Linked DNA regions of Homo sapiens: region 2 is linked to region 1. A link is a loop called in an ENCODE intact Hi-C map of the cell type or tissue named here. Cell type or tissue: mammary epithelial cell. All regions are shown on one strand. Links, peaks and the distances in the headings refer to the core of each region. The heading gives the core; the rest is flanking DNA.

Region 1 (2,927 bases), core at 188-2,687:
TCCCATTTGGTTAAGTGGTCTTTAAAAACATGAGTCTTTAATGACTGCAATAATAATATTCTGCCTTCTGAAGGTGCCATAACTTAAACATTCTTCTATTTGTGGGTATTTAAGTTTTTACATTTTTGCCACTTTTAATAACACTGCAATGCATGTCCTTTTCCATAAATCTTTGAGTTTATTTTCCTCAGGGTAGACTGCTAGAATTTGGATTACTGAATTGCAGCTACTAGCTGCACTAGGCTCCCTCCCACAGCAGGAAACCTGGTTCTGGGTTAGGGCCAAATTCACTCTTGGCCTCAGCACTGAAAAGAGATTGCAGATTCTGCACCCCTCTGGCAAGACACTGTTGAGGTTCTCTTTAGAATTCTTATTTCCTGTCAGTGGTGCGGCCAGGTAAGCCTGGGGCTCTTTCAGCTTGCACAAAGTGTATTTGCTGCTTCTGCTCCGAGAAGAACTGCTAGGAATCGGGAAACTGAGTCAGATTTGTATGTTTCCTCTGGTTTGTACTCTGCCAGTTTGAGTCAGTAGAAAGGTAAGAAATTTTTTTTTGCAAGAACCCCTGTCTGCTAATTAATTTTAGAACAAATATAATAGTTTCCATACCACGAGGAAACAGTATCTTTAAAACAAAATCGGGAACACAATATCTACACGCAAGTAGGCTTTTATTATTTTTTCTTTTATTCTTTTTTCTTTGGCTAAAATTTAGGCACTATATTGTTTTACCACATTATCTGATCGTGATGCTTCATCTCTGATCACATGTTGCTGTCATTAAGGCATTTCTGAGGCTTTTCTTTCTTAATCTGGAAAGTTATTAAATTGTAAAAACGTGGCTTGTTGTATACTACCTTCTAAAATTATTAAAGAACACTTTTCTTTAAAACAAGAGTGTTCTCCATTGCCGTCAAGACAAACAGCAGTAACTTTACACAAAAGAAGCATTCATCTGTCACCCTACTTTAAAACACCCAATATTCATCAGCTGTTTGCCCTTCTTGGAGCAGCCTGAGCAGGAAAGGATTAATGTTTTATCCATTCATGCCCTTTGATCAATTTTCTATTGAGATGTTAGGTTTTTTTCTTCTGAATTTGAGAAAGCCCTTTAAGTACTGATTATATTAACCCTATGTCTATGTCTGTCATATTTGTTTAAAATAATTTTTCCCACTTTTCATTGCCATCTGATCTCATAGATGGTGAATTTTTTTTTACCATTCAGAAATATTTAAATTTAGTACATTATATAATGTTGTCTACTTTAGCATTTGTTTTAATTTCAAAATTAGGACATCATCTCAACCTGAAAATCATATATATTCATCAATTATATTTTCTTTTTTTAATGTATTTCTTTTTCTAGTGTATTATATATATAGCCTTATAAGATTATAATAATGTATTTCTATTATAATCTTAATTTTTTTTTTAAATGGAGTTTTGCTCTTGTTGCCCAGGCTGGAGTGCAGTGGTGTGATCTCAGCTCACTGCAACCTCTGCCTTCCGTGTTCAAGCGATTCTCCTGCCTCAGCCTCCCAATTAGCTGGGATTACAGGCGCCTGCCACCATGTCCAGCTAATTTTTTGTATTTTTAGTAGAGATGGAGTTTCACCATGTTGGGTAGGTTGGTCTCGAACTCTTGACCTCAGGTGATCCACCTGCCTCGGCTTCCCAAAGTGCTGGGATTACAGGCGTGAACCACAGTGCCCGGCCTGATTTTTATAATTTTAATTGTTTTATTATAATTTTAAACAGTAATAAAATACCATTTTTGAGAGATTTGAGTTTTCATTGGTTTTGATTCAACTTTTATCATATACTAAATTATTTCATACATTAGGTTTTTATACCCTGCTAGCTGTACCACTGTGATGTCTGTTGCTTCTTAGACTGTTCACTGGAGGTGTATCATATATTTAATATCTTGTAAAACAAGTATTTTCTTCTGCTATCATTTACTTTTTCTTTTCCTCAAAATTTTAAGTAGCTCACCCTATTTGTTCTTCTAAATGACTTTCGATTTGACAATTCAAGTTTCAAAATTTCTAAATGAACTTCAGAGTCAACAATTTGAGCTAGATTCCAATTTCATGACAAATATAATGTTTATAGCAGTAAAGATGTAAAAAGGCATTCAAACTCACTACTAACCATGGAATTATAAATTATTTGCCATCAAATAAGTAAAACATTTTAAAGGTTGATAATGTTCAATGTTGATATAAATATGGGTAAAATAGGCATTTTCATAGACCATTGATGAGAAAATAAATTGGTAGAGTTATTTTAGAGGAAATTTGCCAGTATCTATCATAATGCAAAATATGAGTATCATTTGATCCAATAATTCCCCATCTAGGAATCTGTCTCATAGATATTCTTACACATGTACACAAAGATACAAGGTAGTTCACCACAGCACTGTTTGTAAAAATCCCGCATTGGGATCCACAAATAAGTCCACGTGTAGGGGAATGATAAAAGTAAATTATTAAGTATCCATACCAAGGAATGTTGTAGAGCTATTAAAAATAATGAAGTAGATATATGTATAATAATATGGGGAAAATCTTTTAAGATATATTATTATATAAAAAAACAAGTTTCAGAGTAATGTGACCAACATAATGCTATTTACATTTTAAAATGTGTGTATGTGTGTGTGTGTGTGTGTGTGTGTGGATAGGTGGGTTGATAGTGTATATATGTATACATATATTTAGAAGGATAAGAACAAAAAGGATAGTAGTATTTACTTTTGGGGAGGTGAGGTTAGAGAGTAAAAAGAGCTTATAACTTTTAAATCTAAGTATTTCTATAGTATTGAGTACTATGTAGGTATTTCTCTTAAAAGTTTTAATTTCAAATATACAAATTGCACATAAATGTAATCTTATAATGAGTAAGTGAAAATTTAAAATATA
Region 2 (2,927 bases), core at 216-2,715, 54 kb after region 1:
TTTTAGAAATTACTGTCCCTTAAGCATTTACTTTCTTTTTGGCCTTACTGTGTAAATCATGCTGCTCTTCCTCGATTTCCCAGGATCCCCAAGGCTGTGCTCTACAATGCTTGCTTTAAATAAAACTTGGTGCCAAAGAGTCTGCCGCAGCTTTCAAGTTCACCCGGACGACACTTTCCTACAATGGGTCTCTTCATACTTCACTATATCCGGATCTAGTTGATCCGCATTTTCTGCACAAAGTCTCACTTCCCAGCAATTGCAATCTGCATCTTGCATAGTTTCCTTCTATTCCCCTGGGTAGCTTGCTGCCAGGAAGGCAGAGGAGAAGAGGAGCTTTTTGATGCTAACAAGGCCTCTGTGTAGGACTCATAGCTAATGGTAAGGAGTTGAGTATGGCATTTCTCAGGGGAGCCCAGGTGAGTGAAAGTGTAAGGGCACAGCTGACAGCCATGTGCGTACCTCGCTGCTGGCCTAAAGTAGGTCCTCCAGCCTCTGAGCAGTAACCTGTTCATGGCTTACATCATGAAAAAATGAGTCAGTGCACTTGGCAACTCATGCCCTAAAATAGGTAAGGCCTGAACTCAAAAGGAAATTCTGAAAGAAAGGCATTATATGGTGACAGGTTTTTTTTTAAGTTGCCGGTGGTAGGATAAAAGCTAATGAATTATGAACATCTGTATTATTCTGCTGTCTTCCTCCTTCTGGACTTTTAGATGACTGTAAGCTCAACTTTGAGCTCAGCTAGTATTTTCTCCTGGGCATTCTGAGAAATGAGAACACATTTGCCTGCTGGGAGGCATACCCATTACTTATCAAATTAGCCCTCCTCAAGAATCTAACAGACTTGTCACTGCCTTTAGAAATCCCAGAAGGAAACACACACACACACACACACACACACACACACACACACACTACATGGTTGAAACACTCAGAAATCTCTTAATATATGTGAAGTCTTGGCCAACATACAGCAACCAAGGAGTCAAAAGTCATGTATGAGTCCTTAGGGATAATCTTTAAGCAGGCTCTTGCCACTGTCATGATTGGAATAGCAAAGGAAAAGCACCTGACCTTCTAAACAAAGAAGAAACAAATCAGTAAAGCTTAGATATTGGGACTTAATAACAAAAGATAACCTTAAGTAGCTCTCGGGATATACCAGGACTTTATTTGTGTTATCTCATTTAATCCTCATGATAATATCTTGAGGTAGACTGGTAGTATTAATATTCTCATTTTTTAAGATGAGAAAATCAAAGTGTAGGAAGCTTTAGTAACTCATTCAAGTCTCCCCTGTTAATCAGAGATGGGATGTGAATGCATGCTATCAATTACTTCTGCTTATCAGTGGTCAATGATATTTTCTATCAGGATTAGCCTACATCCAATAAATTTTGAAAGATGAAGGAAAAGATGAGCAGAAAAAAAATGCAGGAGTTCCTTATTTTTTAACAAAGTGAAGATAATACAGGGAAAGAACACAATGTCAGTCCATTTCTGTGTTATCTGGCTTACTGAGGCAAAAGGAGGTTCTGAACTCGAACCATATGAATGTTGACCCACAAAGACCAGGGTTTGTTCTTAGCTAAGTGAGTCTTTGGTTAAAGATTCTCACATAGACTCTGAGACCTTACACACATGGTATCACACTCATTCAAATGCAATTTTCCCCATTTGGCTATTTCAAGTAGTCAACACACAGAAACTGCGTTTTCCTCCTGTGTCTCCTTGGGGAGGTCAGGGAGGGGTGGTGACATCATGGGAACAGTGTCTGTCTTCTCTCCTATGACTCATCCGAGTATGTCAAAGAAATGCTGCTAATGCTAGTCCTGCAGCATGAATTATCCTATCTGCCAAGCAAACTCGTGGAAAACAGCATACTCTCTCCATCACAGCCCCAAAGAAAGGTAGAAAAGGCAGCAATGAAAAACTACTCATGCAAAACCAAAGCACAAGAGAAGTGAACTTTACTCACTTCCTCCGCTCCTCACAAAAAAGTATATATACATTTCCATTTTCATGTTGCCAGAAATAGGTAACGACGGAATTTGATTCCTCCTCTGTGCTCTCACACCACTTTGTACAAATTGCTAAATTACAATGCTTACCATATTGTCCTATAATTAGATTTTAGGTGTCTGCCTTCTCACTAGTGTAATAACTCCTTTTTTCCCTTACCATTTGTATTCCAAGCATCTGGTATCACATTTAACAAATATTTGCTAAACAAACAAATGAAAGGTTGAATAAATGGCATTTGCTCAAGGGCTCTCTCTAACTAGGACAAAAGTAATGTTCTTTTTCCTCTATTCTTTGTGACTGAAAATGGCTGACACAGTCATATTGGACGGGGGAATGGATCATGTCAATCTGGAGTATTGGGTGTCTCAGATGTTCTGGCAGTTACTGAATGAGTGTCGTATGTGTGGTTACACATGTATCTCATAGTTTCCTCTGCTTTTGTATTCTACAGAGTTTGTCTCTTCCCCACTTGTACCCACCAAGCCAGCCTATTTCATGATTGGCTCCCTTAATCACTTATTTTCTTTGAACTTAATTAGGTCAATTAAAATCCTTACTCTAAGAAGGCACTCTTCTTATTTTAAGTTGCAGGAGAGAGAGGAGGGCGGGAAACATCACTTGATATTACCCTACAGTGCATGCTATGTTCCAAGCATGATGGAGGCTGGATATTCAGCAAGACTCAGTACATCCGTGGCCCTTCCTCTTGCAGAATTTACAGTCAGTGGGAGAAAGAGAGATAAATCATAAGGCCAATCAAATGTAGTAACTATAATGACAGATGAAGCACAGGGTGCTATGGGCCACACAGGAAGGAAACCAAAGCCAATCTGGAGATCAGGAAGAGCCTCTAGACAACATACCTTTTACATTTTGACCTGAGAGATAAGTGAGACTTA

Evidence for each region. Hi-C counts contacts between places; a loop is a spot of excess contacts. Peaks named below come from ENCODE experiments on the same cell type or tissue, not always from the same donor. Only the 100,000 strongest peaks of a DNase experiment are listed, where the experiment ranks them.
Region 2: a loop joins it to region 1, with 4 times the contacts of the local background. A loop is called at or near these places in 1 of 110 quality-filtered maps.

The regions. Positions count from the first base shown.
Region 1 is chr13:43,631,031-43,633,957 of GRCh38, forward strand. The region is part of intron 2 of ENOX1 (ecto-NOX disulfide-thiol exchanger 1); the gene reads right to left. Among named protein-coding and RNA genes, the nearest start is that of ENOX1, 150 kb to the right of the region's middle. In mammary epithelial cell, for the core only: no CTCF peak of the experiment used is centred there; no DNase peak of the experiment used is centred there.
Region 2 is chr13:43,684,996-43,687,922 of GRCh38, forward strand. All of the region lies in intron 1 of ENOX1 (ecto-NOX disulfide-thiol exchanger 1), which reads right to left. Among named protein-coding and RNA genes, the nearest start is that of ENOX1, 100 kb to the right of the region's middle. In mammary epithelial cell, for the core only: no CTCF peak of the experiment used is centred there; a DNase peak (open chromatin) is centred at 1,686.